Linked DNA regions of Homo sapiens: region 2 is linked to region 1. Evidence: read pairs that join two places in POLR2A ChIA-PET (ENCODE). Cell type or tissue: MCF 10A. All regions are shown on one strand. Each heading gives the region's core, and the rest is flanking DNA. Links, peaks and the distances in the headings are about the cores only.

Evidence for each region. ChIA-PET counts read pairs that join two places held together with the same protein. Peaks named below come from ENCODE experiments on the same cell type or tissue, not always from the same donor. Only the 100,000 strongest peaks of a DNase experiment are listed, where the experiment ranks them.
Region 2: POLR2A ChIA-PET joins it to region 1 with 11 read pairs; 2 of 35 experiments call an interaction of 5 or more read pairs at or near these places.

Annotation. Positions count from the first base shown.
Region 1 is chr4:138,300,135-138,317,153 of GRCh38, forward strand. LINC00498 (long intergenic non-protein coding RNA 498) reads right to left here and starts at 12,553. Exons shown (of 7, transcript NR_198994.1): 1 at 12,160-12,553. LINC00499 (long intergenic non-protein coding RNA 499) reads left to right here and starts at 9,577. Exons shown (of 3, transcript NR_051987.1): 1 at 9,577-9,713. In MCF 10A, for the core only: no CTCF peak of the experiment used is centred there; DNase peaks (open chromatin) are centred at 8,437 and 10,517.
Region 2 is chr4:138,191,119-138,208,137 of GRCh38, forward strand. All of the region lies in intron 6 of SLC7A11 (solute carrier family 7 member 11), which reads right to left. Among named protein-coding and RNA genes, the nearest start is that of SLC7A11, 43 kb to the right of the region's middle. In MCF 10A, for the core only: no CTCF peak of the experiment used is centred there; a DNase peak (open chromatin) is centred at 8,603.

The DNA of each region.
Region 1 (17,019 bases), core at 6,123-14,122:
TCCAGTTCCTCATAGGCCTGTGGTGCTTTATGTTTTCCACAGCACTGAAGTAAGTTGGAAAAGTCAGTGACATTTCCACAAAGCTTTATGAATAATCAAAAGGGCGAGTCTCACGTCCATGTCTCTTGATTCTACGCATGCTGTTTTCCATGCCCCCTAATCCTGTCCCTTCTTATTCCTTTGCTTCCTCCTGTTTCCCTGTTAAGACTCCCCTAAGACACCTTCTTTTGCAGAAAGTCTTTGCTGACCTCCCAGGCTAGCCTTGCTCTTCTGTCTCTCTGCCTCTGTGTCCTGTGCATCCATCATGGTACTCACTACCTCGGTAATTGCCTGTTTACTTGTCTATCTTCCAAAGCATTCTGTCACCCACATTGAGAGTTCTCTCTAAGTGTATACTTAGAGATGTCTTTAACATCTGTGTCTCTGCTAGAAAGCATTAGGGTGCCTGATAATATAAATTTGAATGAATGAATGAATGAAAATTTGAAGGAAGGCATGAATGAATACCTGTATTCATGAACAGCTATCTCCCTTTGTCTCACAGTCTAGGCTCCTTAGCCTGGTCCCCAGATTTGCCCCCTTCTTCCTTTTCATCTTCATCTCCTGTAACTTTTCTCAAGTTGCCCTGGTGATTCAAGTAGTCCAGTCATCCAGGACTTAACCTTTCTCACTTAAGCCTTGTAGTCTTACACCACAAGTCTGCCCTGGTCATTCTAGTTAAAATGCTTTCTGTTTTGTATGCAGTGAAAATCAAGGTTAGGCTTAAATGTTGCTGCCTGTATGTTCCCTCAGCATTTTGATCATAACACTAATTTAGCACAGATTACATTGTATCCTGGCTGGTGATCTATCTATCTTTCCTGCCACACTGAACCCTTTCTTTAATGATCAAGAGCCATTTGGTTTATCTTTGTACCTTCAAGGAGATTAAATAATTTGCTTAAGATCGTAAAACTGGCCAAAAAAAAAAAAAATGCAGGCAAACCCAGGTATTTTGCCTCCAAATCCAGTACTCTAAAAATATTTCTTCTGAACATCTCTTTCTCTTTCACACTGGCTTAAGAATTTTATTACTTTTACTCATATACAAATACACACATACATACATACACATATATTTTTCTTTGTATCTTCTTTTCAAATACATGTCTCATAAAACTCTGGAAACAAATAAATGTAGTTGGTAAATGCAGAGACCCTTATTAGGGAAAATTCTGAATGGAAAACCAGGTACCAGCATATATTCCCAAAGTTATGCAAACTTCTGTCGTAGTATTTACCATGATTAGGCAGCCTCTTTTGCTGTTATTTCCTACTCCTAAATAGTTTAAGTTCTGATGAATGAGATAAAGACTAATGAAGGCCAAATAAATTGCTTTAATATTCCTACATTTGAAAAAAACCTTTTGAAAATTCCTATATGAAAACCAATTTTGGAGGAGAAACTGCCTGTCAAGCTATAATGAAGCCCAACCAACTGGCCAATCTCTGGTATATTTCTAGGCTGTGTCTCCAGACCTCTTTCACATTTGCTGACAGCAGTTCAAATACTCAACAGAGTGCCCTGGGGGCAGGAGTAAGGGAGGGAGGACTTATTTTAAGTAGGCCAAGTCGGCTTGAAATAAGTGCAGTCTGATCATAGGTCTTGGAATTTGGGGCTTTCTGAACTGTAATCCTAGCTCAGACACTGATCCCTCCTGTGACCTAGGATAAATTACTCAACCTTTTTGCCTTGGTTTCCAGATCCCCTAAATAGGGATAATAATCCTGACCTCAGAAGGCTAGCGTATGAATTAAACATCTGCAAGACCTGATCTTAACGACAGGCGAATGAAGCATCTCATTCTTGCAATATAATAACTTTTTCAACTCAATTTAACAAGAACTATTTCTGCTAAAGAAGCAAAAGGTGGCTGATTCTGGTATCTAACCAGCCTGAAATTGTTGATGCAGCCTCAAAAGGAAATCAGACTCATAAATGAAAAAAACTTGAGGCTGAAAACAAAACATTAACAAAATGTTGATTTTACCCCAAACCACCATGCCTGGTTGGTTCTTTTGCTGTAACAAGACAGTTTCGAGTTTGGCCTTCCTGAGCATTGGGATAGTAGTTAGCTTTCCTGAGCACTGCTCTCCCAAGGTAAGCCTTATCAGTATATTTCTGTTGCTTATTTCAATAGTTTGAAGATATATTTAGTTGAAGAAAGATTCAAACTATGATCACTAACAACTCAAGGACAAGACTTTTTGATAACTGGAAGTTCTATCAAAAGTGATATTTTATACAAAAATTATCTGGGCATGGTGGTGTGTGCCTGTATTCCCAGCACTTTCAAAAGCCTAGGTGGGCAGATCACTTGAGCCCAGGAATTCGAGACCAGCCTGGGCAACATAATGAGACTGTGTCTCTGAAAAAAAAAATTAGCCAGGTGTGGTGACATGCACCTATAGTCCCAGCTACTCAGGAGGCTGAAGTGGGAGGATCGCTTAAGCCTGGGAAGTTGAGGCCACAGTGAGCCATGATCGCACCACTGCACTCCAACCTGGGTTGAAAGCAAGACTCTGTTTTGAAAAAACAAAATATATATATATAGAGAGAAAAGTAAGATTCTGTTATTTTAGCAATACAATTAAATATGTATAGATTAAAGTTACTTTTAGAGTAAGTGAGGAATGTGTTCTAGAACATCATATATAATTCCAAATTCATGCAGATTAAGATTAATATTTCCAAAGGAAAAAAATGTGAAAGAGGAAATGCATTCTTGGAAAGGTTGACTCCAAAACCAGCAAAATGTATCCTTACATTCCTGCTGCTTTTTCTTTTCTTAGCATTATATCTGTCTCATAAAACACAGAGTCGGCCGGGTGTGGTGGCTCATGCCTGTAATCCTAGCAGTTTGGGAGGCCAAGGTGGGCAGATTGCCTGAGCTCAGGAGTTTGAGACCAGCCTGGGCAACACGGTGAAACCCCATCTCTACTAAAATACAAAAAAATTAGCCGGGCGTGGTGGCGTGTGCCTGTAGTCCCAGCTACTTGGGAGGCTGAGGCAGGAGAATTGCTTGAACCCAAGAGGCGGAGGTTGCAGTGAGCTGAGATCATGCCACTGCACTCCAGCCGGGTCGACAAAAAAAACCCAGTCTGTCCTAAATTAACAATAAAATAGAACATGGTCAGTATTTGTCTTTGAATTAGTATCTATTCTGTGTAACAAACTACCCCAGAACTTAGTGGCTTAAAACAATAATATTTACTATCTCACATATCTGTTGGTCAGAAATCTGGGCATGGCATAACTGGGTCCTCTGGCCCAGGGTCTTGCACAGTCATGATGCAATCAAGGTGTTAAAGAAGTTGCAGTCATCTCAAACCTCAACTGGGGGTCAGCTTCCCCGCTCACTTGGAACTTGGTTGCTGGCAGGATACAGTTCTTCATAGGCTATTAGACTGGGCCTCAGTTCCCCACCAGCTATTGGCCCGAGGCCACTCTCAGCTCCTTGCCACATGGGTCTTTCCATAGGGCAGCCCATAACGTAGCAACTCATCTTACCAAAACACACAAGCAAAAAGTGCTGAAGAGAGAGAGAGAGATGGAATATGCCAACAAGGCTGAAGTCAATCTCTTGTAAATTAATATCAGAGGCGACATCCCATCCCATTTGCCATAGTCTATTGATAGAAGTGAGTTGCTAGCTCCAGCTCACACTCAAGGGAAGGAGATTACACAAGGCTATAAATACCAGAAGGCGGAGGTGATCATTGGAGGCCATCTTAAAAGGCTACCTATGGCTGACTTCTGCATACTGTATACTACACCTAACTTCCTTTCCAACATTCCTGAGAGTCAAGAGTGTTTTTTAGTATTAGCATATGCTTTATTTCCCAGTAAATACTTGTATGACATTGCTATAAGATGTTTAAAAACTCTTAAAGATAACAGTATATGTTAAAAAAAAAAAAAAAGGACAAGAGTTAAGCAAATCATTCGGAGATGTGTCACTAACGGTCTGGGGGTCTGTGTAAAGGACAAGGCAGCATTATCCTGTGACAAGAGCAACGACTTGTTTTATAATTCCTTCAGACTGATTCCATGGCTCTCACATAATGCAATTCTTAAAAATTCGGGGGAAAAAAGCTTAGATTTATTTTAAAGCATTAGTTCATGCCCATAAAGTGAGATTTTTACTAACGTGCTATGTCACATTATCTCAAGCTTATGTAAAATATGACCACATTCTATGTCTCTGTGACTATGTAAATAGTGACTATGTGAATGCTTGTAAAAATAAGGCTTATATTCCATATATGTCACTGTGTGAAATGTTTTTGAAATTTAATCCATTAGCTCATTTGGACCATGGTGTTAATTCAAAGTCATATGCTTGATATTCATGTAAGTTTTCTAGTTTTGCAAGAGAAAACATTGTTGCTAAAATTCTTATCCTCCTCTAGGTTGGTTTCATATATATACACACACACACACACACACACACACACATATACACACATAGACATATATGTATATATACCTAAACACGTACATATTTGTACAACATATGTATATTTGTGGGCATATAAAGATTGTGGATAGATGGGGAGAATTTATCACCACCCTTATGAAAACAACTCAAGGTACATTACCTTCAAAAAGAGGGTCAACATCATGATTTATATATTCCTCCTCAACAGTCATCATTTGTTTGCAAAGAAAGTGGTTATCTGAGAATACCCATTCTACTTTTTTTCTGATATTGGTGAATATGAATTTGATTAGAAATGCTACTTTTAATATGTTTGCTTAGAGTCCTGTTACAGTTGTGACAGATACTTTTACTTTTCAGTAAATTCTTTTTTAAAAAAATTTTTCCTTCACTCTGAAATGTTTTATACTTGTTATTTCCAAATTTATGGCTATGTAGATTGCTTTCAGCTTAGTGATCTGAAATAAGATGTATTACAAAAATGTATTTCCATTTCTGCGTCATCAAAGAGAGAAAATGGAGAAAAACAGAAAGTTCATTTTTTTCTCCAAATTTTGTGTCTATGATTAATGAGCTGCTGACTTTGTGGAGAAGGATTCCCCTCTCCACAAGGGTTTCAAAGCATTGTTTGTGCATCCAAAAAGCAGAAGCTCACTCTGAATCCAAAGTTTCAGCTGTTTGAACTCAATGCAACTCATAGTGTGTTGAGGAACAGTAACTAGAAAAAAGAGAAATTAAGCTAACCATTTCTCTCTCCTTTTCACTTGTCAGACTACATCTGTTTAGCCTTGACATTAAATTTCAAATGGGGTATTGCTACATTAAAATGCCAGTGGTCAAAACCCAACGGGAAACAAAGTGTTGTAAAAGATAGCTGAAGAATCTGTAGATGTATTCATTTGCTAGGGCCGCCATAACTAAGTTCCATCACAAACCGGCTCGCTTAAACAACAGAAATGTTTTTTCTCACAGTTCTGGAGGCTAGCTATCTGAAATCAAGATGTTGACAAGATTGGTTCCTTCTGAAGGCTGTGAGGGGAGGGTCTTTTGTCTGTTCCAGGCCTGTCTCCTAGGCTTGTAGATGGTGTCCTCCCTGCAATTTCATATCACCTTCCCTATATGCATGTTTCTGTGTTGAAATTCACCCTTTTTATAAGGAAATTTGTCACGCAGGATTAAATTCCACCTTATAACCTTACTTGAGCTTGATTACCTCCGTAAACACCCTATCACCAAGTAAGGTCACATTCTAAGGTACTCAGGTGTGAAGTCTTCAACACATAAATTTTTAGGGGAAACAATTCAGTCCATAACATTGTCTTATTCCATTCAGTCTAACATAACAAAATATCACAGACTGGGTGTTTTATTCCTCACACTCCTGGAGTCTTAAAAGACCAAGACCAAAGTGCCACTAGATCTGGTGTCTGGCGAGGGTCCTCTTCATAGATGGCTGTCTTTTCACTGTGTCCTCACATGGCAGAAGAAACAAGATACTTCTCTGGGGTCTCTTTTATAAAGGCACTAATTCCATTCATGTAGAAATGTTTTACAGGGTATATAATAACGATTTTCAAATTTCTGAAAGACTGTGCTGAAAAAGAGGGATGAGATTTTTCTGGGCTGCTCTAAAAGACAAAACTAAAATGAATATATAAAATTAGGGAAGTAAAAACTGTCATTAATATAAACAATACATTATTTGAGAACTTGTATATTTCGTAAGAAAGGCTTTGGATTTTGCAGTCATTGAGACAATAATATAAAATCACATCACCAATAATTGCTAGCAGATGAGGACTTATGTTTTTGCCTTCTCTCAGTCTTGGCTATTCCCTTTTAGTAAAATGGGGGTAATAACAGTTTTCATATGATTGCTGTGAAAGCTATATGAGATTATGTATATTTGACATCTAGCACTGTGCTCAGCCCAGATTACAACCTTAGAGAAGATTATTAATATTACTATTACTATTTTGAGTTTTCTAATTATTCTGAAGTAAAGAGACTATTTCAAAGAATTAAAATACTGGGTAGAGGGCCACTTTTCACAGATATTACAGCAATTCTTAAATTGTTTGGAGGTCAAATAAAGGATTTTTAAAAGTGACTTATACATTAATATTTTATGGTTCTAGAAGTAGATGAGAAGCTGAAAGTAGATTGAGTAGCCTAGGTTTTATATCTTCCCCAAACCCCCACCCCCACTAGACAAAAACTAGAGTTTCTATTGCTTACTTTGGTTGTATCATTCCTCAACTACTTAATTTCATAACTTGTAGCAATATTTCCCGTCATTGTTTGATTAATGTTCAAAAATGCCTGTACAAACACCAACATCAATTTTAATATAATCTTCAATGTCAAATATTATCACAAAAACAGCACTGAATATTCAACTGTTGCAGCTCCTTGAAACTGAATGAATGCCCCTAAATACAAATCTGTTGTGGGTTTATTGGAATAAGTACAAATTAATCTCTTCCTCATAAAAGGAAATACAGAGGATCCATCATCCATCCATTCGTTAATTCCTAAGTCATCAAGGTACACCCTGTTGTGTGTCCTGAGACTGCTAGGCATTGGGAATACAAATACTTAGCAGTCTCAGGGCACACAACACGGTATACATCAGGGAAAGTGCCATCTTGCAGGAGTTTTCAGTTTAGTGGAGAAAACATCCAGGTAGACATTTGTTTATTAAAGTGTTACTGCAGGTGATACGGTTTGGCTGTGTCCCCACCCAAGTCTCATCTCAAATTGTAATCCCCATGTGTTGGAGGAAGGACCTGGTGGGAGGTGATTGGATCACAAGGGCGGACTTCCCCCTTGCTATTCTCATGTTAGTAAGTGAGTTCTCGGGAAATACGGTTGTTTGAAAGTGTGTGGCACTTCCACATTTGCTCTCTCTCTCCTGCTCTGCCGTGGTAAGACGGACTTACTTCCTCTTTGCCTTCTGCCATGATTTTAAGTTTCCCGAGGCCTCTTAGTCATGCTTCTTGTTAAGCCTGTGGAACTGAGTCGATTAAGCCTCTTTTCTTCATAAATTACCCAGTCTCAGGTAGTTCTTTACAGCAGTGTAAAAATGTACTAGTACAGCAGGTTACTAAAATGGGCACTTAGCCACAACTTTGATGGTCAGGAAGGGCTTGGCACAAGAAGTGTTGCTAAGCTTAGACTACATGGTTAGTAGTTCACAGGTAAAAAGGAGGAGGAAAGAGTGCTCTGGAAAATAGAAAACTATATGTGAATGTTCAAGAAAGAATATGCATCAAAGAAGGAATTAACCTGGAGTGAGAAGGAACACGATGTGGTGGAAAACTGCATGAGCCCAGAGTCAGGAGACCTTCTGTAGCCATTAAGTAGTGATGCCCATTTCCCATCCGTGAATGCAGGATGCACTGTATAACGCTAAGAATGCTAGCCAGCTTTAGTGTTCATATATTATTTAAGATCTCTTATGCAAATTTTTAAAATGATCACACTCTTATAATGAGATATGAAAAATAGATTGGGGATGACTAGATGTTGAGCTGCTAAAAGCCAAATCTATTTTTTTCTCATCTTTGCAATAACTCAAAGTGCCTAGCATGGTGAAATTATGTAAAATTGAACCAAGATATGCTTCTCTATACAGAAGGAATTTAACATGGAGTCACTCCACAAGTACTGGTTTTTCCAATGGAGAAATGAATAAGAATGGACTCGTTCTGTTAAGAGGAAAGCTCAATCTCCCATGGTGCAGAATGAAGCTGTCTGTGAAGTGCTCTGCAGAGTACTCAAACCGGAAGCCAGATCACGGAGGCCTGGCGTACCTGCAGCAGTGGCTCTCAAACTATTTTACCCCAAAATAAACTTGGTGATTTGTTTAGAATACAAGTTCCCTTGTTTTAGCTTCCTACAGTCTAATTGTGTTGCCCCAGGCAGAAGCGCATGAGTCAGATGTACACTCAAGTTTCATTGCCAGAACCACCAAGTCCTTGCCCCTGACGTTGGGTCTTTCCTGTGTTTTCAACCTTTCGTCTCACTTTAAACCCTACCTCAATCCTTGCTTCAACCACGTGGAAGTGGCTCAAACATACCAGTTTATTCATGCCTCCATGCCTTTGTTATCAGCCCTCCCTCTATTTTAAAATGCTCTTGCCCTTAAAATGCAGTGTTCTGTTTCCCAGGTAACTGCCCACACATATTTCAAGACTCATCTATTTTAAATTTCTTCTCTGCCTTTCTTGTTTAGACTTGACCGCTCACTCCTTAGTGTCTTTACTTTAACCCTGACCTGTGATGTAACCTATAAAACATTTCTCCACTTATTTTTTATACATTTCTTTCTTCTCTATTACAGTATTTGATACGATAAGCACTTAATAAATGTTTGCTAAATGGATAAATGCATGAATGTATGAATGAATGAGATACATTCTAAAACAGTGCCTAAAGCATGGATTCTGCAGTTAGACTGCCTGGTTTCAAATCCTTTCTCTATCACTTACCAGGTGTATGAATTTAGGAAAGTTACTTTAAGCCTCTGTCTCAGTTTCTCAATTATAAATGGGAATGATAATATAGTATCTGCCTCATGTAGCTGTTAAGAGGTTTTAAATAAACTAATATTTGTAAAGCTGTAAAGCACTTAAAAGAATGTCTGGAACATAGTGTTATCAGCGTTTATAAAATAAACGAATATACTACAGCAAAGATGATGAATGTTTAAATTTATATCTAGAAACAGAGATTGAGAGCAGAGACAAATCCACAAGACGTAAGAAGAAAAAAGTGATGGGCTTGATGATTGAGGAAGAAAAAGGACTGGAATGAAGTCTTGGGATTCCAATGGTCACTGGAAGGGGTCGGCAAGCTTCTTCCATTAATTCATTGCCTTTAATTATTTGATCATAGGAAAGGAGAGTCTGGCCTTGTGGAAAAACACACAATCAGTTTCATTAGAAAAGAGAGAGTCAGATGTTTTTAAAACAGCAACAACAATATGCCCTGAATAGTAGAGAAACAAAAGAGCGATTGATCTACAAAGGCAAGACCCAGATTGAGACCACAGTGAACCCTGCAAAACAGAGGAGCCCCTGGGTGGGAGGGGATATAACTGGAACTCTGGGAATGTAACGGGCATGGTGTGCTTGTCTGATGGACAGGGCAGCTTAGGGGAATAAGTCTCTGCAGCGTTGTAGTGAAGAGAGAATACGGGACAACTGCAGGACCACAGCTCAGCCAAGAGTAAGCATAAATTTAAACATATTTCTTGATTTCTCTAAAGTCTCTCTTTTCTGTTAAATACAAATAATAATGCATGCTTCATTCAGCAAGTTATTGTGAGGACTAAATGAGACAGTATTGAAGTTACTATGTAACAGTAAATAAGGTACAGATAATCCTCAGTACAAGCACGATAGTGTGGGACTGCAAAGATGATTGCGCAAAGCAATCTTAATAATCAATGAGAAAACTAATGATTGGGCCTTGGCCTTTAAAAAGTTTTGCCAAAACATCAAAATCTTTCTTGCTGTCATTGACAAAGGTACAAGCAAATAAAAATAGTAAAACTAATACCTAGTACAATATAACTTAAAACATGAGAAATGTTTAAAACTGAAGTTACTTTTCATAAAAACTTATCAAAAGTAGTTTAAACCATGCTTGCCTCCTTGTCATGTAACTAACAATGTGGAGCACCATCTTTCTTTACGCACTGGCGAATTATCATACGCTTTTCTAAGTTCGGATCGGCTTCCCGCATTGTATTCTTCGTTCTTTCAGTGTCTTGAAACACCTCCAAGAGTTTTTTCTAACGTGAAAATTTTCTGCCAGCACTACTTCCTCTAGGACATCTTCATTCTGTTCATCACAACTACCTTTCTCATTTATGTTAAGTTCTCTTTTAGTAAATTTCTGTGGCCTCATACCTAGAAACTGAAATGACAGCAATGTCAATATTCCATAGTCAGCTGTCTTCTTATCGGATCTAATTTCACATCCAGCATTATTGCTTTTCATTTCTTGGCTGCACTTTCGTCTGTTGCACAATTCCTTCTTTTAATCATCCGTTTTGTAAAATGTCATGTGAGTTTATCATGGGAAGACATGGAGGCAACACAATTACATGCTTTGCTGGGTGGTAACTGAGTAACAGATGTGCAGTAGCCATACTGAGGTGATCCGTCACTCATCATGATGTGCATCTGATATTTATGTAGTGATTTCTGAACTGAAGTGCTATCAGTGAGGTTAGAACTTCATGAAATTGCAGTTAATATACCATAGTTAATGAAACGTGAACCATGCTATTGAGGGACTGGTGTTATTTAACTAAATCATGGTAACTGAAATGGATACATATGAATTAGCAAATTGAGAGCTGCCAGTATTTTTAATTTCACCCTTTCAATGTTCTTAATTTCTTTTTAATCAGTAAGACTTATGATTTTATGCACAGCATTGTGATGAGGATCCCCAGGTTTTGATGGTTAAGCTGCAATTTGAGTAAGAGGTTCAAAATTAGGCTTAGTTCCTAACCCCACTCTCTGCGTGATCCTCTTTCCCACACCATTCCAAACATGTCAGTGTGGCACACACCCAGGCTGAGAACCACTGCTCTAAAGCCTTCCACATAATTGAAAGTTTAGTCACTCTAGCTTTGAATTTTTCTGCTTAAAAAAAAATTAAGCTGTTAATTTAGAATTTTTGTGTCTTTGCTTTTAATTATTTCTTCTTATTTTGTTTTTGCTTATTTCATTTCCATTTGCTCATTTCATTGTAAAGAAATGGCTCTGAGAGAAATTTAAATTACCTTTGACTTTTCAGGGTATGCCCCTAGATCTCACTTCACCCCTTTTCCCTCTTTTCATCTCAAGAAACAAAATTAAGAATAAAAGTAAGGGGAGATAGTGTGAGTGAGAAAGAACAGAAATCTAGCCCCATGTAAATTAAAATGTTAAAAATAAAAAAAATCACATATTTTAAAAGGATTTTTCCATTAAACGTAGGAATTAAATAAGAATTTATGTTAGAGAACTAGGTTTGGGTAGACAAAAGCTTTCACGAAAATGTTTATTTTAGGTTTTTTTTTAATATCAAGTATTGTGAATATTTTAAATACGAAATAATAGGGAAATGGCAGAAAAAATATACTAACTAGGTGGAGTATTGCATAAATTTAGTGAATGTAAATGTTAGTTTTAAATACATTGTAGCAAGAAGAAAAAATGCAAAAGACACAATGTGAAGTGAAAAAAGTGGGAAACAGAATACTTTCCATGTAAGACAACAATGCAAGGGAGTTGATGCTTCTGCCCCTTTCCTCACAGCAGGAATGTCATTGCTCTCTCCCTCCCAGCCCTTCTCCCTCCCAGCACAAGCAACAAGATGATGCTTGGCCAATTCCTTAGAGTTACTGCTCAGAAGAAACACTGCAATGAGAAATAGTAACTGGCATGGCAAGGTCCTGTTATCTTCAGGTTCCTGCTATTAATAGAATCAAAATAGTAGACAAAACCCATCCTGATTCTTAACATAAGTTTAATAGTATGCTCCACTCTGAATTTCTAAGCCTACCCCCAACCACATCCCAAATGGTGTACCACTGTGGCCCACTGCCAGAAATAATATAATAATATTCCTCACAGCGGATCAGAGTTATACCCAGAGGAATAGAAGGTCGATCTACCTGGAATTCCTTCTCCTCTTGTTGTGGAGCAGGTTTATTGTGTGCGGGTCACCAACTTGTCTGAGTCCAGTGAGAGAAAACACCTGTGCATACAACAAGCTGCATGAAGAGACTTTTTACTACTTACAGATAGGCAGCAAGACAACAGAAGCCCGTGACACATTGTAAGCCAGTCTGCAAGGCTCAAGAAATTTGCCCAGGATAGATGGAGTGTCCTCCATGCATACCCCACTTGTATCAGCTGAGGGACCCCAGAAAGCCTCTCAACCTTGGTTTTATGCTGTGGGGCAATGAGATTTGCTGGGCTAAAACATTGAAGGTTATCTTATTTCAGTAAAGCGGGGTCCCAGAACAGAGCTCAGGCTGTTCCAGCCAGCCCTCCTTATCTCAGAATGTTGCATTCCCAGAACATTCTACAGCTGTTCTTGAGAACTAGAAATGAGAAAAGGGAGGACAATAGGGCTGGTCCAAGGCCACCCAGAGAACTGTTCTACATTTTTCCTCCCCATCTCCCTTCCCTGCCCCTTTCTCCTCCTCCTCCTTCCTCCCCCTCCTCCTCTTCTTCCTCCCCTTCTTCTTCTTTTCCCCTTTGATACCTATCTGTCCTCCTTAAAGAATTCTAGTCACATCCTGGTAGTGTCCCAGCTGGCTTGAGACCAGAGAGGTTGTCTTTTCTGATAACTTTGCATCCTGAAATGGTGAAAACGAATGCATAAATAACTGATCTTATGGGCTTTTGAAGGCATCTACTCCCCAGTGTGTTTCTAATTCTCTAGGGTAGAATGTTTACAGGAGGACAAATAAACTCCCCTCTTGATAATATTAATCCTCTTTTATAACATATCTGGATTTGTGTCACTTTTCTATTCTCCTTTTACCATGAGTGAGAAGAGAGAAGAATAAAAGGGATACCAAAATATAGGGACTGTGAAATATTGAAAGCTGAGGATTGGGAATTCATAGAAACTATTTCTCTGGATACTATTTTTTCTTACAGCACAACCACATGACTGAAGACAGAGATCATCTGGGTCAGTGTTTCAGAAAATGTTGCCAAGAAACTTCAAATGCAGATTCCTGGACCTCCGTGCAAACTACTATATTAGAAGTGAGAGTGGGGGTGAGATGGAGGAGAGGTGATATTGAGAACCTGCATTTTTTAAAACTTTTATTTTAGTTTCAGGGGTACATGTGAAGGTTTGTTATATAGGTAAGCTCATGTCACGTGGGTTTGTTTTACAGATTACTTCATCACCCATATATTAAGCCTAGTACCGAATAGTTCCTTTTTCTGCTCCTCTCCCTCCTTCAACCCTCCATGCTCAAACAGACCCCAGTGTCTGTTGTTCCCTTTATGTTCATGAGTTCTCATCATTTATCTCTCACTTATAAGTGAGAACATGTAGTATTTGGTTTTCTGTTCCTCTGTTACTTTGCTAAGGCAAATAGCCTCCAGCTCTGTCCATGTTCCCACAAAAAGACATGATCTCGTTGTTGTTTTTTTTATAGCTGCGTCATATTCCATGGTGTATATCTACCACATTTTCTTTATCCAATCTGTCACTGATGAGCATTTAGGTTGATTCTGTATTTTTGCTGTTGTGAATCATGCTTAAATAGACATTCGTGACCGGGCGCAGCGGCTCACACCTATAATCCCAGCGCTTTGGGAGGCCGAGGCGGGTGGATCACGAGGTCAAGAAATTGAGACCATCCTGGCCAACATGGTGAAACCCCGTCTCTACTAAAAATACAAAAGTTAGCTGGGCATGGTGGTGTGTGCTTGTAGTCCCAGCTACTCGGGAGGCTGAGGCAAGAGAATTGCTTGAACCCGGGAAGCAGAGGTTGCAGTGAGCCAAGATCACGCCACTGCACTCCAGCCTGGTGATGAAGCGAGACTCCATCTCAAAAAGAAAAAAAACAAAACAAAAACATTCGTGTGCATGTGTCTTTATGGTAGAATGATTTTAACCCTTCGAGAAATCACCATACTGCTTTCCACAATGGTTAAACTAACTTACATTCCCACCAACAATGTACAAGTGTTTCCTTTCCTCTGTAACCTTGTCAGCAACAGTTACTTTTTGACTTTTTATCAACAGCCATTCTGACTTGTGTGAGGTGGTTTTGATTTGCATTTCTCTAATGTCAGTGATATTGAGCCTTTTTTCAATGCTTGTTGACCACATGTATGTCTTTTATTAAAAAAAAAAGTGACTGTTCATGTCCTTTGCCCACTTTTTAATGGGGTTGTTTTTCTTTGGTAAATTTGTCTTAGTTCCTTATAGATGCTGGATATTAGACCTTTGTCAGGTGCACAGTTTGCAAGTATTTTCTTCCCATTCTGTAGGTTGTCTGTTTGTTAACAGTTTCTCTTCCTGTGCAGAAGCTCTTAAATTTAATTAGATCCCATTTTTAAATTTTTGCTTTTGTTGGGATTGCTTTTGGTGCCTTTGTCATGAAATCTTTGCCCATGCTTGTGTCCTGATTGGTATTGCCTAGATAAGAAAATCTAGAAGAAACTATAAGAAAACCCTAGAAGACACTAGGGTTTTTAGAGTTTTGGGTTTTACATTTAAGTCTTTAATCCATCTTGAGTGAATTTTTGCATACGGTTTAAGGAAGGGGTCCAGTTTCAATTTTCTGCATATGGCTAGCCAGTTATCCCAGCACCATTTATTGAATGTGGAGTCTTTTCTCCATCGCTTGTTTTTGCCACCTTTGTTGAAGATCAGATGGCTGTAGATCTGTGGCCTTGTTTTGGGGCTCTCTATTCTGTTCCATTGGTCTATGTGCCTGTTTTTGTTATCAGTATCATGCTGTTCTGGTTACTGTAGCCCTGTAGTATAGTTTGAAGTCAGGTAGTGTGATGCATCCAGCTTTGTTCTTGCTTAGGATTGCATTGGCTATTAGGGTTCTTTTTTGGTTCCATATGAATTAAAAAATTTTTTCTAGTTCTCTGAAGAATGTTGTGGGTAGTTTGATAAGAATAGCATTGAATCTATAAATTGCTTTGGGCAGTATGGCCATTTTAAGGATATTGATTCTTCCTATCCATGAGCATGGGATGTTTTTCCATTTGTTTGTGTCTCCTCTGATTTATTTGACAGTGTTTTGTAATTCTTATTGTAGAGATCTTTTATCTCCATGGTTATCTGTAGTCCTAGGTATTTTATTTTATTTTTTTTATGGCAGTTGTCAGTTGTGAATGGAATTGCCTTCCTGAATTAGTTCTCAGTTTGGCTGTTGTTGGTGTATAAGAATGCTAGTGATTTTACTACATTGATTTTGTGTCATGAAACTTTGGTGAAATTGTTTATCAGCTGAAGACTATGGAGTTTTCTAGATATAGCATCATGTCATCTACTAACAGGGATAGTTTGACTTCCTCTCTTCCTATTTGGATGTGCTTTATTTCTTTCTCTTGCCTGATTGCTCTAGCTTAGACTTCCAACACGATGTTGAATAGAAGTGGTGAGTGAGAGCATCCTTGTCTTGTATCAGAGAACCTGCTCTTTTTTTCTCAGTGTTTAAAAAAAACTTTTTATTGTAAAATCTAACAGATATAGAAGACTATATAAAATAAACCAAATACCCTTATAACCATAGCTAGGTTTAAAAAATATAATTTTTCCATCCATCTATCCTAATCACAGTCCCTTCCCTCTTTTCAAAAGTAATCACAGTCCTGATCTTTACGGTAATCAAGTCTTTATTTTCTTTGTAACTTTACCACCCAAAAGTTCATGCCTAGTTTAGTTATGCTTTGTATTCCTTTTTCTAGAACAGGACTGTTTTGTTTTTAATTGTTCCTCCTTTCGTTTATTTCTTTTTTTTTTTCCAATGGGGTTTTGGGAACACGTGGTATTTGGTTACATGACTAGGTTCTTTAGTGGTGATTTCTAAGATTATGGTACAACCATCACCCAAGCAGTGTACCCTGTACCCAATGTATAGTCTTTTATCTCTCACCCACTCCCACCCTTTCCCCCGAGTCCCCAAAGTCCATTGTATCATTCTTATGCCTTTGCATCCTCATAGCTCCCACTTGTGAGAACATATGATGTTTGGTTTTCCTTTCCTGAGTTACTTCACTTAGAATAATTGTCTTCAGTTCCAACCAGGTTGCTTCAAATGCCATTATTTCATTCATTTTTATGACTGAATAGAATCCCATGGTGTGTGTGTGTGTGTGTGTGTGTGTGTGTGTATAAAATAATTTCTTTGTCTATTCTTTGAATGATGAATGATGAGCATTGGGCTGAGAGAACCTACATTTTTAACAACTTATTTAGGTGATCCTCAGGAACTCTAAATCGTGGGAATCACTGCTAGCCTATCTCCTTATACACTTAAGAAGCAAGATCTACAGCCTCCAATGTATCACATTTTATTTCCATAAGCCTTCAAAACCGATCAAGGGTGATGAGGATGGCATTATTTATCTCAATTATGTATTTTCATTTTCCTTCCTAAAAGAAGATTATATGCCTCTATCTGTTGCCATGTGACTTGAAATGCTTCTCTTTGGGAAAGGCATACTCCATGGTCTGAGGAGGTCATTTACATCACACTTGGCCATGTAAATTACCATGGCCAATGCAATGTGAGTAAAAGTGATATCTGCTACCTCTGGGTAGATGCTTCAAGAGCCATCCCATGGCTCTGTCACTATTCTTTCCTTTTGCCACAAAACTAAGGTAAGGCTCTTTCCTTCAGTCTCAATCACCAAATAAGGAAGATATGTGAGGCAGACCCACAGCTCTCCTAGAACCTACATTGACAGAGTAGGAAATAAACTGTTATTGTTGTAAAGCACTGAGACTTTGAACTTGTTTTCATTTTTTAATGGAGCATAAC
Region 2 (17,019 bases), core at 5,408-13,407, 110 kb before region 1:
CCTATTTATGAACATTTTTTAAAGGTCTGTGGTTCATGTTCATGCTTAATGATGATTCTGGGCCAAGGCTGAACAAAGTGATGGGCCGAGCATATTGTTACATAAATGTGCACAGTGATCTCACTGATTTCCAGCATCAAACACCTGCCCTCTGCTTCTTACTGAACCACGGCAAGGCTATGGGTGTTTTCACTGAGACATTTTAAATTTCAATACCACTGATGTCTAATCTAAATCTCACCATTCTCCATTGTCCACAGATGAAGAACTCCATAAAAGAAGAGAAGACAGAGAGACCTGTAGGGAGATGTAAGAAATGAACAGACAAAGATTAAAAGACTGCAGGGTTGAAGGAAGCTCATGGAAAAATGTGCAGAGATGCATAAAGGAAGGAGAAAAGTGCAGCAAAGCCACATAGAAAAATGGCCAGAAGGGTCACTCTTAGCCACCACCACACAGAGAAATGAACTAAAATGAAAACTCACAACTCAGGAATATGGAATAATAAGCAATCAGAAACATAAATATAAGCAGTTTTATCTATTCATTATTTTTATTCTACTATTAGAATAAATTCATGACTAAATAAAATTATTCAGCAAAATGTAGCTTGAGAGTAAATTTTCATTTGCTTGCATTTCATACACACAAAAAATTTGCATTGTCTGCATCTCATTTTTTCTCATTTTCTAAAGACTTAGAGTTTGTCTTCCAGATACATTACAGTTATCCATATTTATCATGGATAAACACAAACATATTTGTAGGGAAGTTCTAGTGTACAAAAGCAAAATTGGTTTTAAATAAAATACTAACAAAAAACTAAGAACACAAAATATTTTAATAGTAATAAATTAAATTTTACACTGATGTTCAATTCTTGTATCTCTTAGGTTGTTTTTAATTTTTTAAAAAAATTTATTATTTTCCTCAGGATTTGGTCTACACAACACTAAGATAATGCAACATTTCGGTAAACGATTTTTATAATAGTGTTTCTAAGATTCAGATTTACAGCTCAGACAACCAACTACTCACCAAAAGTCTGTTTTCTCTTTCCAAAGTATAAGTTATTTATGAGAAGCAGCTACCAAAACAGACACCACATTTCCCAGCCCCTCTTTTATCTAGGAGGGGCAAGTGACTCATTCTTGCAAACAGAATGTGAGTAGATGTGTCATTGAAGACCAAGGTGGTTAAGTGTGTCACCTTGTGACATTCTTTTCCTGAGTGAGCTAGTTGCAAAGGACCTATAGCATGACAAAGCCACATGATGAAAGGAATACGGGTCACAGAATAAACGTGAAAGCCTACTGGTGGCCAGGGACACCAATAATGGAGTGTTATATAATTTTTAAAAATAAACTTTTGATTGTTTAAAGCCATTGAAATTTTGTGGGTTGTCTGTTGTAACAGCTAGCATTATTCTAACTAATAAAAGAATGAAGGACCTCATTATATCAAGACTTTTTTGTAGCTTTTAATTAGTCTATACAAGACTTAAAGTGGGTCCTCATTAAATTTTATTGTATAGTATATTATTTATGAGACAAGCATATGATATAAAATTATTAAAATGATGTCCTAAATTACAATATCAAATAAAAACTGATTTTCATCTTTAAAAGCTAGGAGAGAAAATAATTATTATTCTTACTTCCCCAAAACAGAGGAAAGATAGACCCCATTGTTTGCTATTTTGAAATTTAAAAATCTGTTGCATTTCTGAAAACTGCCACCCATCCAACAAAGAACAAAGTACAATTGCCTCTTGTTTTGCCCAAGGACTCATAATAAGACAAGCAACGTTAAGTAAATATACTCTTATGCTAAAAACAAGGCAACATAAAATAGATATATATGTTTTGGCATGGTAAATGGGAATGAGGTTCAAAATTCCCTTAGACAGTAAACGCATGTCTTAGAAGGAACTGACAACACTTATACTATACACACACAACCAGGCCCCATCACATTTCTGCTGCATAATAAGAAATGAAACAAGTAAACATGGAGACATTCAATCCCACCAAACGAACTACTGCTTCTACCACCCAAAATTGCCTCCAACATTTCTGACCAAAAAAGGCAAGTGCAACTAATATTGATCATTTCACTTTGATATCTAGTGATCAACTAAACAACTGGCTTTCAAGTAGGGTGCTCTGGGAATTAGAATATAAGATAAGCAATGGGATTATAGACTATCCTGTTCTCACTCATTTCAACCAGATGAGTCCTCTCTTACTAGTTTTATGTATTGACATTCTATCAAAGAAAGATGTGTTCCAGTAGTTGAGGTAGGTTTTAAAATCACTGTTCTAGATGCTCAAAGTCATGTCTTTACATCACTTTGTGGACCCAATGCTGGCTTCCTATAGTTTAAAATATATAGGAATTGGGCCTGGTGCAGTGGCTCACACCTGTAATCCTAGCACTTTGGGAGGCTGAGGCGGGTGGACCTGAGGTCAGGAGTTTGAGACCAGGTTGGCCAATATGGTGAAACCCCATCTCTACTAAAAATAGAAAAATTAGCCAGGCATGGTGGCAGGCACCTGTAATCCCAGCTACTTGGGAAACTGAGGCAGGAGAATCGCTTGAACCCGGGAGGCGGAGGTTGCAGTGAGCCAAGACTGTGCCACTGCACTCCAGCCTGGGCAACAAGAGTGAGACTTCATCTTAAATAAATAAATAAAATATAGATGAGTTGGCTTTATAAAATGCCTAAATATGAATGATTATATAGGTATGTATGCACATATTTGACCCTAAAATTGAAAATAATTTTTCACTGCAATAAATCTCTATTCATACTCTTAGAGTAATTAAGGGAAAAATAATTTTAGCAAATGAAGCTAATGTTAGTAGGAAAAGTATAAAATTGATAGGGAAGCCAATAGAAATGGCCTGGCTTTAGTTAAAGTGGTAAATCCACATGCCAAGGCCACAGAGGACATGACATAGCAGCTGAATGGAGCAGAGGGAAAGGTGGGAAAGAGAAAAAAACAGAGTTGATGGGCTAAGCACCCTGCCAGTTCAGAGAGATAATATGTCACTGTCAAGAAAGTGGTGATGAAGACTCCTGGTTGGAACAGTTGACAGTTTCCTGAAAAGGTCACAAAGGCTCTCAGAATGGCAGAACCTCCTGTAAGCCCTCCCTCTCCTCTCCTCAGGCTGTCCATTTATAAAGATTCATATTCCCCGCAGAAATGGAAATGTTGTGATCTTTTATCTTTCAGCTCAAAAGTTAAAACTTTTGAAAAATAAGCTTTTGTGCATTCATTTTGTATTTACTAATGCCTTTTCTTAGACTACAAAGATTCATGTCCCTCTCTTTAGGAACATTTTTCTCAAGTCAAGTGCCACTATCTAATGGCTCAGGGACTCTCTGCCCAAGGGAAACAAAAGTGGTTCATACAATTGTCCATCTCTTAATTTCTCTTTGCTTCCATCATTTCCCTCAGCTTTATACTCTAAATTCCCACAACCAAGAAAAATGTCTATATATACCATCCCAAATGTAAATTGTCTTTTGGTGACATCTTTTCTCTGGAGTTCTGTCTCTGATATTTGTATTCACTTGATTTCACAGAATTATGGAAAAGTCTGGGTCTAGTCATGTCCCCATCACTAGCAGAAACACAGATTACCAAATCTCTCTGGACTTACACTTCCCCATGAGTTGACAAGGGTGTTGAATTAATGAAATCTAAAGTTCGTTTTCTTGAAAGTTCATTATTTAATAATTTTAGCACATAAAGCTAATCCCTAAAGATTGTTTAATAGAATTCTTTGAAAACTCAGTTAAGCCCACTTGCTCATGTAACAGAGCATCCTAAGGAAGTTTCTGCATTTATTTTGCTCTGTCATTCACAGGAGAGAATAGGATGCCAACTTTACAATCTCTTCTCCTGTCTTCTGAAGATGTGATTCTGTCCTCAAGCAGCAGTACAGCACATCAAAGTACCTTCCATCATTATAACTTCAAAGTGTCAGCCTGGCTGAAAAATAATGATCATTACAGAAGATCATTTAAAGGATAAGTGATCTGTTCACTCTTCTGCATTCTAAAAAGGCTGTCTGTGGGATCAGGTCAGACCTCTGGACGGTCACATACATTGACTGTATTATTTCACGTAATGTCTTCATAAGTCACTGTATCTTACAACCTTAGCTTTTATCAAAACCTTATTGCAAGAAATGTTTTTAAAACCATCTGAATTTCAGGAGGATATTTCCCATTGCATTTATTAACATTCTTTATATCAAGTTCATTCATTTAATCAATGTTTGTTAAATATCTTCTATATGCTAGACATTATAATAAGCAAAGGGATAAAGACATCAGCTACACACAAAAATTCATCCTCTCACGGAATCTAAAATTCAAACAGAACAAGACATGGAGGACCCTCTCCCTGGCATGCTGCTCCCCCTAGATCTTCACATGGTTGCCCCCATTTTTCTCAGATCAAAGTCTCCCTCCTCAGGGAAACCTTACCTCCTTCTTCTAAGTAGGTCTCCCACCCTGGGTCTCTCCATTACCTACTGTTTTTAATATGAAGATAAACTAAAACATCTTCTGACTCCTTATAGTCTCTTCAAACATCTTTATTTATGTATTCATACTCACCAATTCCATAAAAATATTAAGACTATTCAATGAGCATTATTAAGGGCCCTTGAAGTGTTTCCTCTAAATCTCTAGTGCAAACATTTTTGAGAAGGGTTGTCAGGACGGTTTGTTATCCTCAAGCATAACTCTGCTTTTTATGTGTCTTGTAACCACATGCAGAAAGGGTTTCTGGCTTCTTTGGCCTCTTTTGTTGTTGTTTTATTTATTTTTTATTATTTTTATTTTTGGCAAAGACTTAAAGAAGGCTTAAAAAAATGGAAGCAGTGAAGAGAAAGGGGAAGATAGAAAGTTAAGAGGCAGCTTAACAGAGAAAGGAAATGTTTATTCCACCAAATCCTCATGTGAATTCTAAATTATTAAATCTCTGAGAACACCTGATTTATGAACAGGATAACACTGCCCCTAGCCAAAATTATTTGTAATAAAAAGCAGGAAATCTCCTGAAGTTCATCTCAGATTTAATATCAAACACAGCAGCCACACCTGAACACTTCTCCATAAAACACGAAAACAGCATGGTGTGATCAGCCAGCAGCCACCAGTGGGGAGTTGGGTACAAACAGGGTGTGAGTGCCATGGAAAGGATCAGGCCTCACTAATCTAGAGAAACCAGCCAATGAAAAATAGCAACAGACTGAAATAATGTCAACACTTGGAAGGGAAAGGAGCACAAGGAAGACTCACTTCTAAATATACAACAGCCAGTTCACATTCCTTGTCAAAATACTGAGCTCCCTCCGTGACGACTGAAGTTGAAAGAGCAACACAATTGTGTTTTGTGTATGCATATTTAGAATATACCAAGTGAGGATGAAGCACCATGGGGAAAAAAAGACTTGTTATGAAATAGGCTTACATTGATGTTGCCTTTTTTTAATTTAATTTAATTTAATTTTTATTATTTTATTTTATTATTATTTTTTAGACAGAGCCTCACTCTTGTCACCCGGGCGGGAGTGCAATGGCACAATCTCGGCTCACTGCAACCTTCACCTCCTGGGTTCAGGCAATTCTTCTGCTTCAGCCTCCCGAGTAGCTGGGATTACAGGCAACTGCCACCACACTCAGCTTATTTTTGTATTTTTAGTAGAGACAGGGTTTCACCATGTTGGCCAGGCTGGTCTCAAGCTCTTGACCTCTGGTGATACGCCCACCTTGGCCTCCCAAAGTGCTAGGATTACAGGCGTGAGCCACCGTGCCTGGCAATATTGCCATTTTGTGAGAAAAGTAGCAAACCTCTAATAAGAATTTCATTAAAATTTGATTCAAATATTTTTCTACAGATACTTGGTTCAAAAAGAAGAAAGATGTCAAGAATGAAAAGGTATCTTATTATTTCTAGTGCAGACTTCTTAGGTAATGTGTTCATTACCATTTTTATAACATATGTAGTGAAGGATTCTTTCTCAGGATTATATATCCAACTATTTGAATACATATATAATAATTAAATTTATTCATGTTTAATCTAAGGCAATTTCGATAATTATCAGAATCATAAAGAAATATTTTTTGCATGTTTTCATTAATACTTCCATTAACATTTTGGCATTTGCTATGTTGTTAAGAAGTATTCTGAAAAGTAGAAAATCATATTAAAAAGTTGCTGTATTAATAGGATTTGGGGGTAAAAAGAACAAAAGACAAAAAGAGGAAGATTAATGTCATTGGTAGGTACTTGGGAAGTTACTTTAATTAGTTAACATTTTTTAAATCTGAAAGAAGAAAAATAAGTCAAGTTAATAAACCATAGTACACAGAAAAATAAATTTTGGACTATAAAAGACTCAGCCATATACATGGACTATATCTTTATATAGAGCAGATTTAATTATGAGAGATAACACTACCAAGATAATTTGAAACACCATGAGCTTTAAATTTAAAAGCACTATACAGATTCTCTTCATCCACTTGAACAGCTAAGAGTAAAAACGACCTCTATGCAAATACAAGTTATACTCAATGTTGACTTATTCAGAGAAAAATAATAATAATTGAGGCTACTTTTCCCTTCAGATTAAAAAAGAGTATTACAAACTTTTAATAAAATTATATAGTAATTGGTTGATATATCTATAAAAAGGCAAGTGGAATAGATTGCCTTGAAATACAACTTAGTATATAACATAAAAATACATTAATTTTATTATTATAATGACAAGTATCAATGTAATATATTGTAAGTATCATAAATATAATATAATAAATAAAAAGTATCATCAATATAATATAATGTAAGTATCATAAACTAAGGAGTAATATGACTATTTGCTAATACTGGGATATTGAGAAAATTGGGGGAAAGTCAAGAGCCTATATTATATCAGGTTTAAAAAAAAAATCCATTCCAGATAAGGTAAAGAGTGGGCTGTAAAAAAGAAACCAGAAAAAACAAACAAACAGAAAATATGGGTGAGATGAAAATGATCTAGGGATGTAAAAATTTGCAGATCATAATAGCAATACAGAAATAAAAAATGATTATTATATCTAACTACAAATTATAGAAACAAAACCACAAGTTTTGTAAGCTGTGATCATAAAGAAAATTGAGTAATGTGAAAAACTGGGACAAACTTTTTACAAATAATATAATAGATAAAGAATCAATACCCATAATATACAAAGAATTCTGATGAATCACCAATATTCATGCTCCAAAATGGTAACCACGTGTAGCTGCTAAAAATGCTGGAAGTATTGAGCCTCACTGGTGATCAAATGAATGCATTTTCAAACCATGAGGTGTAATTTTTGCCTTTCAATTAACCAGGATTTTTTAAAATAATGACACCCAACACTATAAGTATTCTTAGCTATTGCTATTGGGAGAGGAAATTAATATATCCACTTTGGAAAGCAACTTGATAATAGACAGACCATTTTAAAGTTTGTTGCCTTTGACACAGCAATTCTCTTCTAGCAATCTATTCTAAGAGAATAATTGGATATGTAAGGATTTATATATGAAATGTATAATCCAGAATTATTATTATTTTTGCACCAACCTAATACATTAAGAAACATTAGGAATGTTTTCAATGTCCAACAAGAAAATGAGCACAAGAATATTGGCACATCCCCACAAAGAAATATTATACTAGCATTAAAAATGTTCTTAACTAACATCTAGGTGATATACGAAAATATAATAAAATGACATGAAATGAAGACGGTGAGACAGATCTATAGCACATAAGTAGAAAGAGCTGGAGTTGAGCTTGAGATGCAGCAAATCTAAATGGCAGGGCACACTTGGAAGAACCTTCCAGCTGTCAGGGATACAGCAGTAATGATACAGACAAAGCCCTGGCCTTGGGAATCAGACAATAAACAAACAAGTAAATACATTATATAACACCAAAGTTAGGAAGAAAAATGCACATTTACATTTATCTCAAGCAATATAATGCACTACATATATGCACACGCACGCACAAACTGTGGGGGAAACAAAATATCAAAATAATAACAGTGAGTACTTTTATTTGATGTGATTAAGATATTACAGGTGATTTTTAATTTCATCATATTTTTTTGGCATTTTAAATTTGTTTATCTATTATTATTAAAAGAAAGGAGGAAATGCTATATACTGTTACTGAAAATACTTACCACAATCATAAAGTTTTACTTTGACTTCCAATAAGGTACAGAATACATATAAATTTTCCTTTCTTCATTTGACTAAATGGATCATCGACCACAACTACTGGGTAGAGATTTGTGTTCCCGTCATTTAAAAATAGAATAAACAATATGTGTCCATTATGAGAAATACTGAAACAGGATAATCAGGATATCCTGTGTTTCTAAGTGCGCATAGATCAGAGGCAGGGAGTGGAGGAGGCAGGGTTAAGCAGGGAGGGAATTCCACCCAGGTATTGCTATAGAAATGGCAGCAATAGAGCAGAACTAGCACTATCTTTTAGAGAACAGGAAATACCTGCCCTGCCTAGTCACAGACTTGCATCATAAACTCAATGGTTTGAAAAGCACCTATGTATTCAAACTGAAGATTTCTCCCTTGCTGCAGTTCAGAGTCCACGTTGTGACTTGGCATAAAGACAAACAATTCCGCAGCTCAGAGAAAGACATCATTGAGTTCAATTTCTAGTGGCTTTCCCCCAACATTTGCCACTTGATCACTTCTCCTTGGCAAGAGGACACTGCACTGTGAGGAATAAATAGCTAAACACTTACATACATTTAAAACACATTTAACCTTTTTCCACAAGACCCAGAGCAGCTAGCGAATAGTACCTTAAAATCATGACCTCCACTTGCTGTCTATCTCCCTCGTTTCTTTTTGTCATTTTCTGGCTGAAAACAAAGTTAATCTTCTTTTCTATTTCAATTTCTCTTTTACTTGCCTCAGGCCAGAATATAGAAAGTGAGACTTTGTTTGACAATATCAATAACAGAAAAATTAAATATTGCCTCCACAAATGATATTTAACCTATTTTAAGAGCCAGTGTATCTGTAAAGATGTTAAAGACAATAAAAAGCAGCTATTTCCTTATAATATTCTAACATTTCAGCATTTCCTAATTGTAAACTTTCTATTTTAATCTTCTAACCAAATGACCTTCAGTAAACGACCTGAAATGGATTAACTTACTTCAACTAGCCTAGCACCCTCTTTCATTATCTATTTGACTAACAGCTTTAGAAAGTCAAATGCAGGCAAATTTTAATGCTCTGACACATTTTTAAAAGCAGTTTTGTTCTATTCTCAAATGACATAGAGGTCACTTCTAATGATTACATTTCCCCCAGCTAATTTCAAGGCTAAAATCTTGCCATAGCCATCTTTCTTAGATTTCTATTCAACAACACTAAGCATTTGGAAAGAGTACTAGAAAAGGATCAGGATTTTAACTTATAAATATAGACAAATTAATCCATCTCTGTGGCTTCTATTTCGTTAGCTTCACAATAAAAGGGTTGTGAATTTTGATGGTTCCTCCCCTCCTAACTCTAACATCACAGGCTTTGACAATTTATTTTCTCAAGGTCAAATTAATTGTGGTTTTAATTATGACAATGAGTCCAATACACTAAGCCAAGTCAATGTGTGAATAGAAGAAGGTAACCAAGTAGAGAACTCTTTGTACACACGGGTAATATGATAATTGAAACCATTTTGAAATGTAGAGACATTACTATAATAAATCCTTTGCTATCTATCTCTTAGAGAACGGCCATGACCATAGACTATCAGGGAGGAAGAAGAAATAGCATCATGAAAAGCCAATAGAAGAGATTCTTCGGAAGAGGTGGGACTTGGGATACCAAGAAAAGCATTGTGCAAGGGGCAGTCTCCCAGGACCTAGAAATGACTTTGCTCATAAAATCATACATTCTATTCTTTAATATCTCATTTTGTGTTATATGGCTATGTATTATAAGCTCTAGTTTTTACATATTTTGGCCTATTTTAATGCTATGCCATGAACTTGATATCATGAACTATTTTTCATATAGTATTGTACAGCTTGATATATAAAACAGTGGCCTTTGTATTTGATCACTGCATTCTCAATAATATGTATCAGTACGGGTTATTGTTTAAGCTTTTGTCACAGCAAGATGTATTTCTTCCACTTCTATAATTTTAAGAGAAAGCATATAAGAAAGGGAAAGAAAGATAATATGGTACAGCACTAAATAGCCAGGAAAACCATGTGATTTAAAAAACTATGAGCCTGTCTCCTTAGAAAAACAATTATAAAAATATTGTATGTTCTTGAAAAACAACCTCCAGCATTGGAGATTAGAAATGCTTCAACTCTGAGACTGAGATAATTGTCATTTCCCATGGCCGGGTGTTTCAAGTAAGAGTGTCTTTTCCCTCGTGAGAATGGGTTTTCTCAAAGCCAACAGTCAAGCAGTACAGAAGAAAAGAAACAGCTTCCCCATGTCCACAAATCCTGATCTGATAGTCCCTATGGGTGACAAATGAACTAATGACATGATGTTTAATACCAATAAAAAGCATACCATTAAATAAGTATCTACTATGAGCAAAGCATTGTCAGACACAGCCATAAATTATATCTAATTCTCACAACGATCTTAAGGTAAGCATTAGAATACCCACTTAGGTGGGAAAAGGAATGAATTAATGCAGACTTTTGAAAGTCATGACAAGGATCGCTCCCTCTCTTTCTTTATGTATGCAGCATATTAGAAATATATAAATGCAATCCTAACTAAATTATGGGGAATGTCTAATACTGAAATGTAGCAGACCCATCAGAAAAGATTCCTCTCATATAATTGCATCTATGGATACTTATGGGCAATCCCATATGTCTATGCTCTTGAGAAAAATAATGAATCACATAATAAAAGACTAATATAAACCTTCTGGACCACAGAGGCTACAGACCATTTTATATCTTCTGTGGGCATATATAATAAAAGTAGTAAATAGGATTAGGGATTCATCATTATACCACATTAATGGCACCCTTAACAAGCATTTTTAAAATCTATATTTTTCCTGGTACACTCCTTATATCACAAGACACTCTACTTAAGGTGATCCCTTAAGTAGAATTCAATTCTATAGGTTGGATATGATCCTAGATCTTCAGATGTAATAACTAAGTTTCCATTTTGAAGGGGTGCCAGTTTGGACTCATTTCCTCCATTTACCCATTCAAACTTTTTAACATTTTCTGAGACAACTGAGGAAACTTTGGTCCTGCCTAATCTCCTAACCATCATGGGATCTGGAAAATGGCCATAGCATCCCTTTCTCTTGATTCATGTTCTTGACACTTTTTCTAAAGTGTCCCTAAGACAGATATTCTGTTTACATTTCCACCCTTCAGCCATGCTCCCATAGTCATGTACTCTCCTTGTCAAACTAGGTACTCGTGTGTCATCGACAAGAATCATAGAACATACTAGAGTTGAAGGGAGACTCAGAATTTGCTACTCCACCATTTCTTTTTTGCAGCCGATAACCCAGAGGCTCAGAGAGGACAAAAGATGTAGCTAAGGACATAAAATCAAATATTTACAAAACAAGAGCTAAAACTGTAGCCACCTGACTCCAAGTGCAGAGCTACCTTCACAACACCAGTGTGATGCTCACTGTGCCTGGAAGTGCCAGTTGTCCCCAGGCTGACTCATATCCTGCACTGGCATTGCTATTTTACTCTCTTCCTTATACCTGCCCTTCACTTAGAATACGAAATGAGTAAAATCAGATCTTTAATACACCTTATTTAAAATATTTAGAAACTCTGACCTAAGATTTCTATTTGACCTTACCACACTTATAAGAAAAAGGAAAATCTAACTAAGGACTTCCTTTACCTTAAAAGTACGTGACACCTTCTTCCCTCCCCACCCCAATAAAATAGGCCTGTGGTGTAAGGCATGCTTCCCTACATTTGTTCTCATATATTCAGTAATCTAAAAAGATAACTATAATATTTTAGAACTAGAAACATATTTAGGCATTAGTGTGTCATTTTTTCAACCTGAATATCCCCTAAATTGTGGCTAAACAATAATCCTTTTTATCTCTATTTTGAGAATTCCAATGCCTAACCAAATTCTCATTTCAATGCTTTTGAAATATAAATTTAATTTTAAAATGAACTATATTCTTATTTAATTAAATCCCATTTGTTCTTCCATTGTCAGGGAAAATAAATGATAGTATCTTTTTCATTAAAAAAAGATAGCTCTATATTTTTGCATAGTACGTAAACACTATGCTGATGCATCCTTTTCCTCTAAGCAGTTTAATCCATATCTTTGGACTTGGACAGTGTGGAGATTATGGTGCTGTTTGCCATAATTTCTGCCACATGATTTATCATATTGTCTGACTTTAGCAATGATGCAGGTGTATGAGGCAATTAACAGAGTTACTTGCTTTTATTAAAAAGCAAAATAAACATGCAAAATAAAACTAAAACATATCTTCATGGACTATAAATTTTTAAAAACTGCATATGTGTCACAAGAGGAAAATCCACTAAAATTGTCATAAAGTTAATTGTCTCCAAGCACTGCTTCCCATAGATTCAAAACTTGCAACAGTTTTCCCACCCTCCATCCCACCATTGGCTACTGGATAAGATGCAAAATTCTTATAGTAGAGTCTAAGAGTTGCTGTATCCCCTTATCCACATCCTACTACTATCTTGATTTTGACTCCTCTTCACAATCCTTTCCTTTAGTCAAAACAGTCTACATACTATTCCCTAAAACCAAGAATTCTTCTATGGCTGTATGTATGCTCACCCGCTGCCCGAGACATCTTCACTTCTCTGTTCTACTCTTCTAGGTTCTACTCTTCCTCCAACTTTCTTTTCCATAGCAAAATTACTTCCTTAGCCATTCACCTTGTACCCTCATGGATCAGCTTTGTTTTCCCAAAAACCAGCTGTCGCGTTAGAAAGAGTATGAGCTCTAGAACCAGGCAAACATGGATTGCAATTCTGGTCTTCTCATTGGCTAACTACATGGGCATGAGAAATTACTTCACTACTCTGAACTTCAGCTTTCTACAGCGCAGAATGAAGATAATATACATCATGTTATTAAAAGTAATCTGAGGTGCTACTTTTACGCTGCAATCAATCTACTTGTCAGAAAGCAGATACTGTTTGTATTTTTAATAATGGGCTTATATTTTTAAATTAAGCAAAAATGCATAAAAATTATCTGGGAGTGGACTTGTATTTGTATTCTTCTGTTTTGTATCAACAGAATAGCTCCTTTTCTAGAAAAAGTAAAAATAAAATATTAAAATACATGATGCCAGCCACTCAGATCAAGATCTTGTTTGTCAGATTTCGTAAAGGAGTTTCTTGGTAAGACAGTAAACCTAAAAATAGGTGACTTCAGTAGAAACGCAAACAGTCCATCCATTATATCAGCACAACCAGCCAACAGTGACGATGACAATAGGGGTGTGAGCATACAAATATTTGGTTAAGAAGAAAAAAAAAAATCTGCCAGGAAGTCATTCTGATTACGATGTGTGAGCATATTGTCACCTGAGGGAGGTTAGTAGACTATAAAATAAATAGCGATTCCCATCATCTTCTGAACCTTTTAACTACTAATAATTGGGCACTTTGCTGATGATGCAGAACAACCTTTCAAGCTGATTAATAGGTCATGTATGTGAAAAGGCACTCCCTATTCATAAAACAATTATGCTAATCCTCTAATTTTTTCAAAGATTATAAAATATTCTAATCTTTGAAGAATATAGGTTTTGGTTGCAGATGGTGTTTGTATATTACTTGCAGAGCTCATTAACATTTTTGAATTTCACATATTTTATCCTCACAACCCCATGAGAACTATAATATAGGGATTATCATCTTCCATTTAAAACTGGTAAACAAAGATTCGGAAGCAATTTAGAGGTCTCTCCAAGGTCAAACAGCTAGTTAAAAAGAGACAGGATTAGAATTTTGATTTCCTGAACCAGTGCTATTTTCAAAGACTCAGCAAGTAGATGTTTCTATAGTTCATATAAGTAAAGAAAATATTTTTTTCACTGGAAAGTCTCAACTTCATTTGGTTCATTTTAGATGTTTACATTGGTAATACAGTTTTAGCTTGTGTCTATCCAAATTCAAAAGTTGCTCATTTTCCTGAGTAGATCAATAATCTAAGTCAGTGTTTGAATGTGACTAGAATAAAGTTATCAAAATGATTTCAGTGCATGGTGTGTGTAAATATAATAACCTGAATGCATCTTGTCTCTACCCTTAGTGAACTACATGTGACATTATGCTATTTCAGTGAGAATCTTAAACAACATTGCATCTGCATGAATGCCCAGACAGCACCAGGCCTTGGACTAGATTTTAGTTGTCTAAGAAGTTTTTCACCAAGTATGACACAGAATGTAAGCTTTATTTGTGAACCTCATTTTGGTCACAATCACCTAACTTTCAAATCCAGACATATAGAAAAGAACAAAGGTAGCTTACGTGCATAAATAAGAATATGAATGAGGGGTGCTATGTAAGTGTGGACTGAAAAGCTGGAGACAATATAATGGCTGACTTAATGCTTCTGATTATGGAAGGTATTTCTTTTCAGATAACAGGGTTCCAACTCTGGAATCTCTGGTGTACTTTATTTAACTCTCATTTTGGTTGTTATCTATTGCAGTCAAAATATTTGACCCATCTTTTATGCCAGCTAACCAAAAATTTATCTAGGCTTGAAATAGTCATAGCAATTAGCAGGTTGCTAACCAGCATAAGGAAGTAAAAAAGGCTGATAGCCCAGTTCAAGGAAGTTATATTAACAGTGAGTTTCTCAATTTATCATACATGAATTATTGCTGTGTAAAGGTATTATAGAGAAGATCTCTGCATCTGGTTAAAAAGGATTAGATGGTCTTCAAGGTCCCCTCTAATTTTGAAATTCTGTGATTCTATTATTCTACTCATCACACCACTTGTATTCTCTCTCTCTCTGTCTCTCTCTCTCCCTCTCCCTCTCTCTCCCTCCCTCCCTCTCTCTCAGCTAAAGGGAACAAAAAGATAGGATAAAATTAAACCAGCCACTGTTGTTGCTCCTAAAACAAGAGTTTATTGTTCTCAAAATATAAAACTCAATGAGATTTATATATATATATATATATAGCCTCAAAAGATTTATATATATTGCCTCAAAATATAAAACTCAATGAGATTAAAATTAGAACTTTCAAACAACTATTATGAAAGAAAGTAAAGCATCGCCCTTCAAATTTTGCCTCATAGTGGAATTGGAATCCTTACAATTAAAAAAAGAAAGAAAGAAAAGCTAAATAGCTTCCACAAAGCACTTGAAGGATTAATATCTGTCTTCTTTGATTACCCCATGATAAAATATTATAATATAATCCTATAATTTCTGCACCACTTATTTGACACTTCAGCCTTATATGAACAAACTATCTTTGGGCAAAATGTATTTTTTATGCATATGTGATGCCGAGAAATGCAAGAATTTTGATCCCAAGGTACATCAACCACATGTTCTATTAGTGCGAAATTTTTAGAGTGAACAAAAGCAAGGAAGAGCAATTTGGTGACCTTGTTCTTTGAACACAGAATCATCTCTTCTCTGTGACATCTGGCCAAATACCGATCTTTTGTCTGCCTCAGTGGCTCAACTAGCACAATTCTATTTCTACTGTGAAACATATTTAAAAATGGATTAATCAAGCTTTATGTATATTTTCTAAAGAAAAGCAAAAAAAAAAAAAAAACCCCCAGAGGGATTCTAATTTAGGTATCAATTATTTCAACAATTGAAGAAAAGCAGTGTCACATTTTAAGATAATTCTAATGATGTCATATTGTCATTAGTAAAAAGATGCCTCATTTTGCCACAGGGAATATCTTTATAAACTTGTAAATAAATTAATACATATCTTAAAAACATATAACTTGAGTATTTGTAGTAGAAACTTTGGAAATATTCTTTAAAGTAATATTTAATGTTGTCTAAGAATGTAGATAACATTGACTTGTAATAAAAAGATTACAAAATACAATATTGCTGTAATCTGCACATATACAGTTACAATATTATATGTTATTTTCTAGCGACTATTAAGTTAGAAAACTAAATGCATATAAAGAGGAATATTTGTCTCTCATGGAAAGATGCATTCTTGGCTAGGTGTGGTGGCTCACACCTGTAATCCCAGCACTTTGGGAGGCTGAGGCAGGTGGATCACTTGAGATCAGGAGTTCAAGAACAGCCTGATCAACATGGTGAAACCCCATTTCTACTAAAAATACAAAAATTAGCTGGGCATAGTGGCACATGCTTGTAATTCCAGCTACTTGGGAGGCTGAGGCATGAGAATCACTTGAACCTGGGAGGTGGAGTTGCAGTGAGCCAAGATCACATCACTGCACTCCAGCCTGGGCAGCACAGTAAGTGAGACTCCGTCTCAAAAAATAAAAGGAGAAAGAAAGCAAGCCGCATTCCCAAGTTGTCAAAATGCAAGATAAAAGGCTTCAATTAACCTTTATTCTTTAGTCATGTAACTTTGCTACAACACATTTGGGCAAGATATTTTGCCTATTTTGTTTTCTTATGTTTTTTACTCAGGTAACGGTTATAAAACTGTCCTACAAGCAATAGGCCTTATAAAACAGTATTGTAAAGAATTACACAGTCAATAAGGAATTAATACAGATACACTAAGATTTTAAGACGGCAGCATCTGAACTGAATGCAAATAACATGATTGTGGACCATTTGTAGACCAATCTGGTTGATCACACTGCCTTAAAGGTCTTTGGGCATTTTTCCCAAACCAAGTTTCACTTCTTCGAGGTTTTCATTGGTACAAGGTGTGATGACTTTGAGGCATCAATTA